Regions from separate parts of the Homo sapiens genome. Here region 2 is linked to region 1. Evidence: read pairs that join two places in POLR2A ChIA-PET (ENCODE). Cell type or tissue: GM12878. All regions are shown on one strand.

The links. ChIA-PET counts read pairs that join two places held together with the same protein. Peaks named below come from ENCODE experiments on the same cell type or tissue, not always from the same donor. Only the 100,000 strongest peaks of a DNase experiment are listed, where the experiment ranks them.
Region 2: POLR2A ChIA-PET joins it to region 1 with 6 read pairs; 1 of 35 experiments calls an interaction of 5 or more read pairs at or near these places.

What each region holds. Positions count from the first base shown.
Region 1 is chr7:24,595,300-24,603,299 of GRCh38, reverse strand. The region is part of intron 1 of PALS2 (protein associated with LIN7 2, MAGUK p55 family member); the gene reads right to left. Among named protein-coding and RNA genes, the nearest start is that of PALS2, 26 kb to the right of the region's middle. RefSeq lists enhancers at 7,213-7,272, 7,333-7,642. In GM12878, no CTCF peak of the experiment used is centred here; a DNase peak (open chromatin) is centred at 7,273; H3K4me3 peaks cover 1,499 bases; H3K27ac peaks cover 1,427 bases.
Region 2 is chr7:24,770,541-24,778,540 of GRCh38, reverse strand. LOC124901820 (translation initiation factor IF-2-like) reads left to right here and starts at 4,356. Exons shown (of 3, transcript XM_047421177.1): 1 at 4,356-4,523. The coding sequence starts at 4,356. It also overlaps a transcript of GSDME not described here. In GM12878, no CTCF peak of the experiment used is centred here; no DNase peak of the experiment used is centred here; H3K27ac peaks cover 905 bases.

The DNA of each region.
Region 1 (8,000 bases):
AATCAAGTCACTCCACAACTTTTGGGCAGCAAAGCTGCTGGTTTTCTCAGCTAGTCCTAAGCTCACTGTCTCAGTTAATTCAGGCTGCTATGACAAAAATATAGCCTGGGTAGCTTAAATGACAGAAATTTATTTCTCACAGGTCTGAAGGCTGGGAAGTCCAAGATCAAGGTGCTGGCTCACTTCCTGGTTTACAGAGGGATGCCTTCTTACTGTATTAGTCTGTTCCCATGCTGGTATGACCCAAGACTGGGTAATTTATGAAGAAAAGAGGTTTAATTGACTCACAGTTCCACATGGCTCCCCAGCCTCAGGAAACTTACAATCATGGTGGAAGGCACCTCTTCACAGGGCAGCAGGAAAGAGAATGAGTGGCAGCAGGGAAAATACCAGATGCTTATATAACCATCAGATCTTGTGAGAACTCATTTACTATCAAGAGAACAGGAAACCACCCTCATGATTCAATTACCTCCCACCAGGTCCCTCCCATGACATGTGGGAATTATGGGATTACAATTCAAGATGAGATTTGGGTGGGGACAGAAAGCCAAACCATATCACCCACCTTCCTCCACTACACAGAACTGAAAACTAGGGGCTTATTTTCTGGAGAGAGTAAGATAAGAGGTACCTCTCGACCAAAGACAATGAAATAATATAGAAGACAGGATTATTAAATGCTGATACAAACCCCTCCACCTGATTCTCCCTCCTGACTATCTGAAGCCTTCAGCTTGGTCTTTACTTTCCAGGCAGATGTGAAGTCTTCTTCATAGTCTACAGAATATGACCAGTCAACAAGAAAGACACAGACATGAAGATCAGGTATTACCCCCAAATAACCCAGCTACAAACTAGCTACAGTGACATTCAACATGAAATCAGAGCATCAGGTTTTTAGTCCCCCACTCTTAATGAGCTAAGAATCTTGGGATACTGGATAGCTGAGAAAAGCCTAGTAAATGAAAGAGATTAAAATAAACAAATAGGTAAAAACTACTCAGGTTGAAAAAAGAAACAGTTATAAAAATTATCAAAGAAAAAGAAGAATATCATACTCATGAAACTAGAATAAGATAGTTACAGAGGAAACAAAAGAGCTCTTAGAAAATAAAAATACAAAAGCAGAAAGAAAAAATTCAATGGAAATCATGGAAGGTAAATGTGAGGAAATACCACAAAAAGTAGAAAAGCACAGGAGTAGAAAAACAGAAGAAAATTAGAGAACCTGATTAGAGGGCATCTAAACCAGATGGGTTTTGGAAAGAAAGGAGAGACAAAATGGAGGGGAGAAAAACAATAATGAAATATTTAACATTTTCCAGAAATGAAAGATGTAAGTTGCTGGAGTACACTGAGCACCCAGCAAAACAGATGAAAATGGACTCATATTAAGATATTTTGTTGTGAAATATCAGAATACTGAGAAAAAAGAAAAAAATCACGTGTCAAGAATCAGGAATGATTCTGAATGGCTCAATGATGACATCTAAAGGTAGAAGATGATGCAATGATGCCTTTAAAAACATTTCCCCCAGGAATTCTTTACCCTGCCAAACCATCAATCAAGTGTGAGGATAGTTAAAAATAATTTTCAGACTTGCTCATAAGGTTTCACAAAATTAACCTACCACAAACACTTTTCCTCAGAAAGATTAAAAACAAAAACAAAAAAAAAGACATGCTGCTCTCAAAGCATGAAACAAGCAAAACATAAAGAGGGAGACAGAGAATACAGGATCTAGAAGGCCCAACTCAGGAAAAAGGCAAAGATAATTTCTAAGAAGATCGGTGACACGTGTACACCAGCTTCAGAAAATGAGTCCGTATTCAGCTTAGAAGGCTCCAGGAGTGACATCTTCAAGAAAATGAAGTTGACAAATCAGAATGAATGCACTGAAAGTTGATTTTGAAAACAAGCACAGATTTCGGGGTTGAATTATAGCCAAGTGGCATATACAAAAAAATGAAGCAAATAAATGAAGTCTGAGAAAATGAAAATACAGGAATAGAGAATAGCAACTACAATTTACTAGTGGATCTGCTAACAAATACTAATCTAATCAAAATTACTAATATAATTAGGGTGAAAGAACTGAGGGATTGGAAGAGTATATGATATGCATACGTGGTGAAGGAAAATGTAAAGAGCTAAATCCTCATCCTCCATAATGGTTAAAACCAAAAAAATAAGAATTAGCAACATAAGCACACCATTTACTGACATGATACCAAAACAGTCAGCTAAAAATGTTCGATGTAGTAGCCTCCTGGGAGGAAGAAACAGAAATAGAGTTGGGGAGCACCTCTAGTCTTTCATCCATATGTGCATTAATAGTTTTAATAAAAAATAAAAACCTAAAAAAAAAGTATATCTATCATGTGTAAATAGTTACTAGTTTGCATGCTGAAAAATCAAATAATTATAACCACTTTTCTAGAGTTAAAAACAGGCAAGATTTTTTCGCTTGAGGACAGAAACCTGGAGAAGACAAAGTCATCCTTAGATGACATGGTTTCTTAAATTCTTTTTTATCTATACTATGACATGAAATATATTTCAGTAAAACATTCAACTAAAACGTAAGATGTAAAAACTATAATTTAAAAACCTATAAAAAATAGTTAAATGGCTATTCTTTATATTTATAAATGTAACGATTTAACTTATACAAAATGAACTGCTTCTACTTACTGCCATGTTTATCTAGTGTCACCATAAATTTTCCTTAACTGGCACACTACCAATTCCATTCTCATAAGAAACTGGGGCTCAAAAATTATTGACCTACAATCAAACATAATTCACATTTGAATATTATATGTTATACTTAAAATAACAAACCTTTTTTCTTCTTTGTCCTTGATTCAGGGGGAAATGACATGGATCTTGTTATGTAAGATATTTTATAAGCTACTAGAATTACCTCATCAATTTGGATACAGTCATGTACCACATAACATTATTTCAGTCGACCAAAGACTACATATACAACAGTGGTTCCAAAAGATTATAATGCAGCTGAATAATTCTCTCAAGAAAATGTACAGTGAAGGGTTTAGCAGAAGTTTTTGCAGACTTCAACAAGCTGCTTAACAAGTTTGAAAACATGAACCCCAACAATGAAAGGTTTTCATTACTAGAGAGGAATGTTCATAGATCTGCTTACAAGCAAATCTATGATGAAAAACAGAAACAAACCCAAGGAAACCACCATGAACAGATTTCTGAAAAGAGTGACACCCCCGCAAGAAGATCCTCAGGCAGGTTCTTCAGGAGATTCCAGAAGAAGGCACTGTTATCATAGGAAATGATAGCTCCATGGGTGTTACTGCCCCCTGAAGACTTTCCAGTGGGACATGATGTGAAGGTAGAAGACACTGATATTGATGATCCTGACCCTGTGTAGGCCAAGGCTAATGTGTTTGCATCTTAGTTTTTAATAAAAAAGATTAAAAGGTTAAAAAAAATTAATAGAAAAAAGCTTATAGGGCTGGGTGCAGTGGCTCACACCTGTAATCCCGGCACTTTGGGAGGCTGAGGCAGGTGGACCACTTGAGGTCAGGAGTTCAAGACCAGCCTGGCCAACATGATGAAACCTCGACTCTACTAAAAATACAAAAAACAGCCAGGTGCGGTGGTGCACACCTGTAATCCCAGCTACTTGGGAGGCTGGGACGGGAAAATCACTGGAACCCAGGAGGCAGAAGTTGTAGTGAGCCCAGATCACACCACTCCACTCCAGCCTGGGTGACAGGGCAAGACTCCATAAAAAAAAAAAAAAAAAAAAGCTTATAGAAGATATTAAAAAAGAAAATATTTTTGTACAGCTGTACAATGCATTTGTATTTTAAGCTAAGTGTTATTACAAAAGAGCTGGAGTTTAGAAAGTAAAAAAGTTATAGTAAGATAAGGTTAATTTAATACTGAAGAAAAAATTTAAAAAATAAATTTCTTATAGTCTACAGTAGTGTACAATAATGTCCTAGGCCTTCACATTCACTCACCACTCACTCACCCAGAGCAACTGCCAGTTCTGCAAGCTCCATTCATGGTAAGCCACAAGTGTAAAATGTTATACAGGTTTGTAGCCTAGGAACAATAGGCCAAATAGCCCACATGTATAACAGACTATACCATCTATGTGTGTGTTAGTACAATCTATGTTTGTGTTAGTACTCTCTATGTTTGCACGATCATGAAATCGCCCAATGATGCATTTCTCAGAATGTATCCCCTTTGTTAAGTGATGCACGACTGTATTTTATTCCTGCCTCATTCAACACTCGGTGTGTTTTTTACTTTTGATTATGTATCATCCTTTAAAGTACTGGGCGAAATATTTCACAAAAGTATATACAAAGCACTGCATTAAAAATAAGCACAAAAAACATTTTTGACAGTAAAAATAAGTTGGAAACAAATTATCTTCTTCAAAGGCATAATGTCTCCCAGTCATCCCTTCTGGGCATGAATGCTCACATTAACAAGACAGAGAAACACAGACACACCATACACAGAATCCTTGCATGGAATATTAAAACATAGTCCAAATATTAGAAAACTTTGATTGTGTGTGTACACATAAAACCTTGCTCATAATAGCCTTATTTATTTAGCACAGTTTCAGAAATTTGCGAATTCCAAAGAGGTCCTAACTCAGTGAAACAGCAGATTATCCAATCTATAATGAACAGGTTATTTTAAGTTTTAACCTCACATTTCTTATATGAAAGACTTCTGGTTATAAGAAACTTAGGCAATCTGATAATTTGTTCAATGTAGTGAAAGAACACTTTAAATAGATGAAATTACAACTGAACAACAGTACTATTTTAATATGTTTTCCTCACTGCAAATTTCCCTATAGCAAGCATCAACACTATAGACAACTGGATATCCTTGTTAGCCCTTCACTTCTAACAACTAAAGACTGAGCTGGGTACGTTTTGAAAATACTGGTAATAAAATGAACTAAAAATATGAACTAAAAAGACAATAACTTGTCCTTCATAAATTTAAGTTACATGAAAATACCTGTTTCAAATGTTGTAGAACTTTTCACAAGTCCTTTTCTATAATGATAATTTTCTGCTTTAACAGAACTTCCTTTATATACTTTGGTTTGATAAAACAGCATTAATGATGTAGTTCACATTTGGACTCAGTGAAAAGATCTCCCCAGTGGCCTAGCAATAGCTTGCCTGCACACATTTCAATATAGGCAGCCCTAGGCAAATCATGAAGTAATCATCTCCCCTCACCTCTTATTTTCCACAGCTCTTTTCTCCATTCCAGGGCCTTCCTTCCTATTCTTATCCCCAAGTATTGCAATATTCTCAAATTGCCCTGGTCCTACAAAAAGAAACAAGCTCCCAAATACTGCTGCACAATCCTATTACTTGCCCCTTCTCAAGTTCTCTCATATTCTCTATTTCAAACATTTACCACACTAAATTGTCAAAAGACTACTTTGTCAGAAGAAAAAGGAAAAAAAGAGCTTATCACCTATGATTTACTGAAATTCCCTTTCACTTGCAGAATCAAATACATTACCATCATTCTTTATTCCTTGTATCTCAGGAGAAAGTATGCCCTTCCTCCTCTACAAGGCTACTACCTGTCAATGAATCAACTACTTCCCACCCACTGTGGGACCATGATCCATGGGTTATTCCTCTAAAACTTCAATATTTTTTCATTTGCTATTTCTGCATCTATAAATGTGCTAACATCTTCTCCATCCTTAAATAGTAACTTTTAAAAATCCCTATATGGAACCTCATTTCTCTTTTAAGTCACAGCCTTATCTCTCTCCTTTTCCCCACCACACTTTTCAAAGAGTAGTCTGTATTATGCGTTATCTTTCCAGTTCTCCACCCGTGCCATCTCAGCCACAGCTCTCCTCAAACTTCTTGGAAAAGATCAGGAATGACAACTGACAAACCAGTCACATACTGTCTTCATTCTATTTAAGGACAGACTATCACTGCTGATGCTATCTCTCAGGTTTTCATTCTTTTCTTGAGTGATCTCATTTATTTCTGAGGCTTCATCTAGTTTCTATATGATGATAATTTCCAAGTATTAGTTACAGCACTCACCTTTCTTCAACTGCCTTCTTTACGTTTTTCCCCAGGGAGTCCCAAAGATGGTGCCTTTAATTTACCATTTTGAAAACTACTCACTGACTCTAACCAAGCCTACTGCGACTACAGATTCTACCTCTCATTTATATTACGACATCACCAACTACCCATTCTCTGATGCTTATAATCTCAGAATCATCCAATTTTTTTCTTCTCCCTAACCTCCAGACATCTAATTCTTCTTCAAATCTTTTCATTCTACTTCATAAAAGTCTCAAAGTAATCTTCACCACAATTCCACTCTAAAAATTTCACTGTCTGGTTTAGAGTTTCTAATATTCTCTTGCCTAGACTACTTTAAAAGCCTCTTAACTGGTATACTAATCCCCAATCTCTCCCCACCACAGTCCATGCTTCCTACTATGTCCAGAAATATCCTTGTTAAAGTGTAGTGCTCACACAGGAGAAAGCTAGATATACGGAGAGTCCTTTTTTTCCTTTTTAAACAGAGCTCAAATAAATAGCACTGTTGCCAATTTACTCTCACAATGTAGTAGTCCTGCTTTGAGTAAATTTTTATTCACCCAACCACTAATTAACAAAGCAAGTCAAAACTTCATTATTTTACAAGAAAATATGTAGTATAATGAATCAAAATTGTTTGAAAATGTTTTACACACCTAATAAACATTCATAAATGTGAAATATTATAGAATCACTGAGATATTTTATCAAATGTTCTAATTTGAATCCCAAAACTATGTAATTTTAGAATAAATTTCATTGATAGGGTCTGTTTTCAAAATAATACTTTATATATATACTTACAAAAATACCTAGAATTCATAACAGATCCAATGATAAACTGGTTCTTCAATTCGGTCACAATGGAGGTGACTGAAGAAAAGCCATCTGACTCCCTTGCCCATTCACTGCTATCCCCCTACGCTAAGCCACCATCAATTCTTGCCTGTCTGCTGCAGTAGTCACTTGACCAGTTCCCTTACCTTCACTCTCGTTCTCAACAATATTCTCCCCAGAGTGGCTAGAGCCATCATTTTAAAACACAAAACAGATTTTGTTACTCTCCTGCTAAAACTACCCAAAGGCTTCCCACTGTACTTAGAAAACTAGCCACACTCTTGACCATGGCCGCTTAGCGCCTTCATGATTTGTCACCCACTGTACCTCTCTGCGTTCAACTTCTCCAACTCTTTCCCTTTGTCTGCTTGTCTCCAGTCACACTGGGCTCCTTTCTGTTTTCAAACTAGACCAGTTCATCTCCCATCTCTCATTTCCCATCTTTACCATCTTCTGTTCTCTCTCCTTGAAATGCTCTTCCCAGAGATCCACACACATACCAATATTCTCTTCATTTTGTCACAGTGTAACTATTACCTCCCCAGAAAGTAAACCCAAGCATTCAATCTAAACTACGCTACCACCCTTACATACAGTCTTGTCACTCTCCATCCTTTTAGTTTCATTTTCATCACAGTACTCATCTGAAATTATTTTTTGCTTATGTTTCCCCTCACTAAAAATTCACTCATTGTTCTGTCTCCTCTGGCACTAGGACAGTGCTTGACACACAGTAGACATTCAAATATATATATATTTATATATATTTATATATATTTATATATAGTTAATATATATTTATATATTATATATTATATATTATATATATTATATATTATATATATTAAAAATATATAATATATATTTACATATTTATATATATTTATATATATTATATATTATGTATTTTATATATTTTTTATATATTTATATATATTTTTTATATATATATAAATAGTTGATGTCTCTCAAAGCTATATCACCCAAGCTTCAGATTTGTATTTCCTTGCCTACATCTCCACAGAAAATCTCCCATGGGCACCATA
Region 2 (8,000 bases), 180 kb before region 1:
CTAGTATTGGGAAGTCCTGTGAACCAGGGACCTCCTCAGCCTTGGACAAACTGGGACAAGGGTGCAACAAAACAAAATAAAAAGTCTTCCATTTGTGATTTCTTTGTTTACTTCACACTAGCCTGTCTCTTAATACAAATACATTTGGTCTAAAGATCTTTGATGACTACTTTTTTGTTGTTGCTCAGCCTCAGGTCTGATGCTGAGGTCTGAAGCTCCCTGGCCAGGCTTCTAGGCCCCAGTGTCTGGTCTATCCATGTCTGGGTTCCAGCCTTTTGTTACAAAGGCCCCTGGGAAGGCTGAGACCTGATTGCTAGCTCTAACCTGGTCCTTCTGCTTGGATCTCTCCTTCCCTTTCTGAGTAAGAAGGGACATTTTGAAACCTATTGATAATCCATTCTAACGCCACTACAGACACACATGCACATACACAGTCTTTCTCTCTCTCTCTCTCCCTCCCCCACCATTTTCTCTCTTTCTTTGTCCCTCCATCTTTTTTTTTTCATTCCCGGCCTTTTAGAGGGAGCCTTTATGGGAAACAGATGGGAAGCTGGAGTGGATTCAAGGGCACAATATATTTGTTTTTCTTTTTTAAATCACATAATACATGTTCTTAGCAGAAAAATTGGAAAAAGAATTATGGTTTCATAAACTTTGTTTTTGCTTTTGTTTTGGAGATGGGATCTCTCTATGTTGCCCAGGCTGGCCTCAAACTCCTGGGCTCAAGCGATCCTCCTGCCTCTAACTCCTGAGTAGCTGGGACTAGGACTACAGGTGCGTGCCACTGTGCCTGGCTTTCATAAACTTTTTCAAAAAGCAAAATAAATTGCAACTACAGGACATTAGGATTTAATCTCCTTTTGTCACACCATGAGACACCACTCACATCAGAGCCTGGAAGAACACTTGAGCTAAGCTAATGATCTGGGGTTAGGTGAGGGGTGCTTCTTGGAGGCAGAGGAATTCAGGCTCAGTCTTAGGTGTGGGCTTCCTGTTCAGTGACATCACCTGCAAGGTTGGCTCCAAAATGTGCCAGTGACTTTCTGTATGTCTGCATTTTTCTAGAGGAGCTCTACTTTCAAATATCCTTTCTTCCCCTAAGAGCCATCTATAAAACCGCAAACTTCCAGTGGTTCGATTCCAAAACTTCATTTCCTACACCTCTTCTTGCATTCCAAAGCATCCCTAAAAGCCTTGGTCAGCCCATGGGTGTGGTCTCTGGTTCGGATAATATACGGGGCCAGATTATGATTGATCCATAGGCAAACTAGAGGATCGCCTATGTGGACAATTTCAGGGTGTCCAAATTATGTTGCTTGATTAAAATACTTCTCCCATTTTAGATTTTTACTGAAGAGTTCAACCCGTGTAAGGAAGCCAAGGTGTTATTTTCTATACAAGCTTCTTTCGAATTCATATATTTTTAATGGCATTTTTGTTCATTTTCTTAATCATAAAAGTAATTCGTTACTTTTAGAAATAGAGAAAATATAAACAATTATTAAAATATAATACAGTGAATATAACAATTATATTATTTATAGAACTAGAAACATTTTTAATAATTATAAGCTAAAAGGAAGAATAAACTGAAAATTTCCTGAGTTCACACCACCCCAAGAAAACACTGTTAATAGTTTGGTGCACGATTTTTTACTTTTTGGCACCATCTCTATGACTATAGGTATACACACATATAAATGAATTTCCAGTCTTTTAAGAAATGAAAGAACATAATTTGCATCCAATTTCTTCAGAAAGTAAATCACCTTTAGAGCAGGAAGTGGGAATAGTGACCTAAGAAAAAGAGAATGAGGCTGACAGAGTGCCCTTTTGATTTTCATATTACCAGGCTCATTTGCTTAATAGAACTTATACCTGCTGCAGGAAGTTTTAATTAAGGCGATCCATTAAGGATTTAATTTTAATCGAATTTTTAAATGACATAAAAACAAACTCTTGATCACATATCAAAAACCTGGTTATAAGATGAAACCTAGGATTTGCTTCAAAATAAAATAGTTGGGAGTGGGGAGCTGGGTACAGATGAAACAAGATTGCTTATATGTTGATAATTATCGAGGAGGATGGTGGACACGGGAGTTTATTACACTGATCTATCTTTTTGGTATAGGTTTGATGTTTTTCCAAAATAAAAAGTTAAAACAAGTGACAATTAAACCCAGAACTGGCTCCTGGTGACAGACACAATCTGACTCAGGTCCCTGCATCTTCTCATTTTGAAGACTTCTCTTTTCTTAGAAGTACCGCCACCACGTCCACTGTGGCCTGGACCCCAGGAGCTCTTCCATATCACAACTCCTTCTTAGCAGTGATTCTTTTTTTTTTTTTTTTTTTTTGAGATGGAGTTTCACTCTTGTTGCCTAGGCTAGAGTGCAATGGCCCGGTCTCAGGTCACTGCAACCTCTGCCTCTCAGGTTCAAGCCATTCTCCTGCCTCAGCCTTCCGAGTAGCTGGGATTACAGGCTCCCGCTACCACGCCCGGCTAATTTTTGTATTTTTAGTGGAGACGAGGTTTCACCATGTTGGTCAGGCTAGTCTCAAACTCCTGACCTCAGGCAATCAGCCCACCTCAGCCTCCGAAAGTGTTGGGATTACAGGCGTGAGCCACTGTGCCTGGCCTTTTTTTTTTTTTTTTTTTTTTTGAGATGGAATCTCACTCTGTCACCCAGGCTGGAGTGCAGTGGCATGATCTTGGCTCACTGCAACTTCCACCTCCTGGGTTCAAGTGATTCTCCCACCTCAGCCTCCCAACTAGCTGGGATTACAAGTGCCCGCCACCACGCCCAGCTAATTTTTGTATTTTGAGTATAGACGGGGTTTCACCATGTTGGCCAGGCTGGTCTCAAACTCCTGACCTCGAGCAATCCGCCCAGCTTCAGCCTCCCACCTCCTATAGTGCTGGGATTACAGGCGTGAGCCACCGCGCTGGCCCTTAGCAGAGATTCTGAGAGGCTGCTTGGGGCAGGCAGGTAGGGAAGGAGGACAGCAACCTCAAGGCGTCCCCAGCAGCTCCTTGCAAGCTTGAAGGATCATCAAATCCTGTCACTTCACACGTTTGTGTTGATTTTGCATTCCAAGCGATATGATTTTTAGGCAAATTAGTTAACATATCTGAGCTTTAGCTTCCTAATTAAACGGATATCATCACACTGATTTTATAGTACAGAAATTAGTAAAATAACATATATCAAAAAATTAACTAGCAGTGTACTGGACATAGCAAATGATCAACATCCATCACCTTCCTGTTTCCTGAGTTACTAAGAAATCTGAAAGAAGGTCTTTGCTTTCCTAGACTTACGATAGAGTTCAGAAGTTAATGTGTCCATATAATATTTTGTAACAGCATGAGAAAAATGTACCAACAGACTTGGTATTGGAATTCCTCTTGGGAAAGGAACTGTTTTTGTTGGGAAATTTAATTTGATGAAACACTGCGGGTGAAATATGACACCCCAAAGGTATGGATCACCAGAAGACAAAGAAACCACAGAGATGGCAAAATCCCAGGGCCACCTATTATGCATTATTTAGTTGCTTGTTTTGCTTCCTTGCAAACTCCATTTCCCCCAGCATTCAGAAACATCCCCCATACACACATGCCTTGTGTGGGTAGTATTTGTGTAAATGAAAGACAGGGGCTGGGTTTCACATCTGCATCAGCTCTAAAGAAAGGAAAGTGTTATGGCCGGGTGCAGTGGCTCACACCTGTAATCCCAGCCCTTTGGGAGGCCGAGTTGGGCGAATCATGAGGTCAGGAGTTCAAGACCAGCCTGACCAACATGGTGAAACCCCGTCTCTACTAAAAATACAAAAATTAGCCAGGTGTGGTGGCATGCGCCTGTAATCCCAGCTACTCAGGAAGCTGAGGCAGGAGAATTGCTTGAACCTGGGAGGCAGAGGTTGCAGTGAGCAGAGATCGTACCACCACACTCAAGCCTGGGTGACAGAGCGAGACTCCATCTTAAATAAATAAATATATAATTAATTTAAAAAAATTTTTTTTAAAAAAGGAAGGAGTTGGTAAGCATGAGTAAGTTTGCAGACCCAGGATCTTAAAGCCAGACGTGGCACAAAATTGAAGTTGTGGGAAAAGCATGAAGTATTTTGGGAGGTCCTGGGCCTTCTTCGAGGGCTTAAGGTGAAAGATGGACAGGAAGGAAGGAAGGGAGGGAGGAAGGGAGGGAGGGAGGGAAGAAGGAAGGGAGGGAGGAAGGGAGGGAGGGAGGGAGGAAGGGAGGGAGGGAGGGAAGAAGGGAGGGAGGGAGGGAGAGGGAAGACAGACCAATAAAGTGAATATGATACTGTTCATGTTAAGGAGCAAATGAGTGATGCCAACAGGAAATGACGTGGAAAGAGATGACTTCTTTGGAGCAGCCATGATGGAGTTAGAAAGGAGTTGGAGGATGAGCAGGGCCTGGGAGTCCCTCATCGCTCAGACTGTACTGATACAGGAGTCTCTCAGAAAGACAACATTTTCTCCTCCTAAAGGAAGCAGGGTAAATGTTTTTATATTCTAGATTTCACATACCTTCAAAAGACATTTGTGCATCTAAGAGACACACCTCTATGTAAACACAGGAAAATTTAAAAGAAATTGGAAATTGTGAAAAAGCAAGGATGTGGTTATGCTGGGAACTAGGAAAGATGTGGTTGCAGCATTTGAGCTTTCTGGTAACCTCAGGAAGGAGGGGTCAAGAACTTTCCATAGCAGACAAATGGAGTTAACACTAAGGCAGAAGGAAAGCACCAGATTCTAGAGAGAATTCTTTCAGGGGATGTGTTCATAGATATATTTAAGCTCCCTTACTTGACAAAACCTAAGAGGCCATGCCATCACTATTTTAGAAGACACAGGCTCTTAGAAAGGTGGGGGAGAGAGGGAGCTATACTGACAAGTTACAACATGACTGTGACTCTTAATTAGCCTTAAAAATTCGTTAGATCTGCATAATATATCTGAAGCTGAGAGTCTCCATAAAACATACAAAAATAAGAACTGATATCAAATTGGTAGATGGAAGAATATGAATTGCCATCAAATAGGAATATAATTAAAATGAATTAGTCATAAACCATACTAAAAGGAAGGCTACAAATATTTGGATTTATGATTTGCACTAAAATGTAAAAATAATAATAGTGCTTTATCCTAAGCTATGAAGTAATGTTTCTCAATGTGTTTCAAATGATGATATATATAACTTGAGATGTCTAAATCATAGAACAGAATTAAGGCCCAAATGATTTAAACAGCCATGTAAGAGCAAACACTGAATTGGATTACATACAAGGGCTTAAAGTGCCTAATGGAATTGAGTTTATAAAGAAAAGAAGATGGAAAAACATTTTTTTTATTGTCACTGACGAGTTTCCAGGAGAACAAGACAGACTTTTCAGGGATGGAGGTGAGAAGAACAAGTTTACCTGTTTTTGAGTTTTGGCTTGCATAGCCCACCTTGGGTTAAGAGCATGGTATTCTGTAACAATGCAATTCCCATTGTCTATAATCAGCAACTACTACATCTACCTCACCCCAACCCCATAGGTCCTTGAATGCTATTGGGTGTCTCATTGGCTGTAATTGCCAAGTCCATAGCAATTAGATTCTTTATCTATTAAGATCAAGTCTCATTGAACAGCCTCTTTTATAAATAAAAGATATATTAGCGCACAGAGGAAGAGGCAACCGGGCAACCAGTCAGAAAGAAATACCTTTCTAAGTTCTACAACTAGATTTCTGAAATATTACTGAACTACATGGAAATCCATCCCTATAATCCCAGCTGTCTTTGCAAAGATATAAAACCAAGTTAGTCATGGAAACTACTAGAATCTGACAAGAAATATGCCCATGAAATCAACAGCTATCATTTATTAGGCACCAAATGCATGCCAGGTACTATGCCAATGACTGAACCGAAAGTTAACTCTAACCCACAGCCACAGTTGACTGTTCATTCTTTATTTATGCATTCAACAGATATCTGTGGAGTGCCGACTCTGTGCTAGACATTGTGTGAGACACTGAGGACACAGCAGTGAGCAAAGACAGGCATGACTCTACCCTTTATGGAACCTACATAAAACAGACAGTAAACAAACACACAATCAGTTCATTAATTACAATTAAGAAAATTACTATGAGGAAAGCTATGAGAATAAATAAATGAGACCTTAAACCTGTGGGTCAAAGAATGCTGGGTAGAGAAAGAGAAGATTAAGCTGAGATGTGAAGCTAAGCAAGATGCAGCCACATGAAGAGTTGGGAACAGAAATGGCCCCTGTGGATTCAGCCCCTATGGAAGGCACTCAGCACTTCTGAGGAACTGAGGATGGGCCAGCAAGGCACCTTCCTCACAGAGTGAAGGGAGAGGTGGGCAGGGGCCAGAGGATGCAAGGACTTGGGATTCTGTATTTAGGAGCAATGGGAGAATTCCCATCCCAGGCGTGGGATACCCAAAGCTCGTGTCACCAGCTCATTCTATTTCTGCCGGCAGCCCTCATGAACAAGGGGCTGTTGCGCATGAACTGAAGACAAGGGGACTGCATCAGGTGAAGTTTTTCAAATGGGATGATAATAGCCAGGCCACGACCTCCATTCACGTCAGGGATGCTCTCAGGCTCTCCAGTGGAGCTGGAACAGGATTGACTAGGACAAGACTTAGAGATTCTTCTTAGGTGTCCCTTGCCTCCCTTCCTCTTGGCCTTTCCTTTCTTTAGAAAGGTTCCTGCAGCCAGGCAGGTACGGGAGCAGTTTTGCAGGCATCTGGGACCTTTTCACATCAAGTGAGTGTGGAGCATCCAAGTAAGCCCTCCCAGGACAGTCTTGACACTCTTTTCCAAGCTCTCTGGGGTACCCTTCTGTAACCTATAAATACCAACTAGCGGTACAATCTGTAGAAGTAGAATAGAGGCCCAAAAACTCAGGCAACTTGCTCAAGGTCACACAGCCAGTAAGTGGCAGAACCAGGATGCAAGCCTGGTTACATTCCTTCTACTGCACCAAAGGACCTATTTCAGACGGTGCCAAGCACATATTAGGGGCTCAATGAATGTGTTGAGTGAATTTTCTCTCTTTATCTTCACTCATTCACTTAACTAACATAACACAATATGATAGAATAAAACAATGTAATACAATGTAATATAAATGCTGTTTCTGCTGACTCTAAATAAACAAAAACATTAATGTGTCCACCACAAATTGAAGAGCTCATAATAATCTGACTGAAAGGTCTCCTTTCCGGGGAGGCTTTCCTTGACCACTATATCAAAAATTCCAAAAGTTGCCCCATGTAACTCTTTGGCCTTTCCTTTATTTTGTTCCTTTTAGCATTTACAGTTACCTGACATGCCTTATATTTGTTTTTTTCAAGATGTTTTCTTTATCTTTGGCTTTCTGAAGTTTCAATACGATACGCCTAGCTTTAGTTTTTTTGTCATTTATCCTGCTTGGTGTTCTCTGATATTCCTGGGTCTGTGGTTTGCTGTCTGATGTTAATTTGGGGAAATTCTGTCATTGTTGCTCTAAATATTGCTTCTGGTTCTCTCTCTCTCTCTTCTTATATTTCCATTACGCTAATGTTACACCTTTTGCAGTTGTCCCAGTTTGGGAATATTCAGTTCTTTTTTTTTTTTCAGCCTTTTTTCTTTTTGCTTTTTGGTTTTGAAGTTTCTATTGATGTATACTCAAGCTCAGAGGATTTCTTCTTTTCTCAGTGGTGTCCAGTCTACGAATGAGCCCATCAAAGGCATTCTTTATTTCTGTTACAGTATTTTTGATCTCTAGCATTTTTTGGTTCTTTCATAGAATTCTCATCTCTCTGCTTATATTACTCTTAGGTTCTTTCTGGGGTGATTTCTGGCACCAACCAGTTCTCTGATTCTGCAATTCTCTGACACCAGCTGGGCGTTCAACAATTCAATCCCATTCTGAAATCAACTCCCAGAGTTAGCATAGACCCCACAGGTGA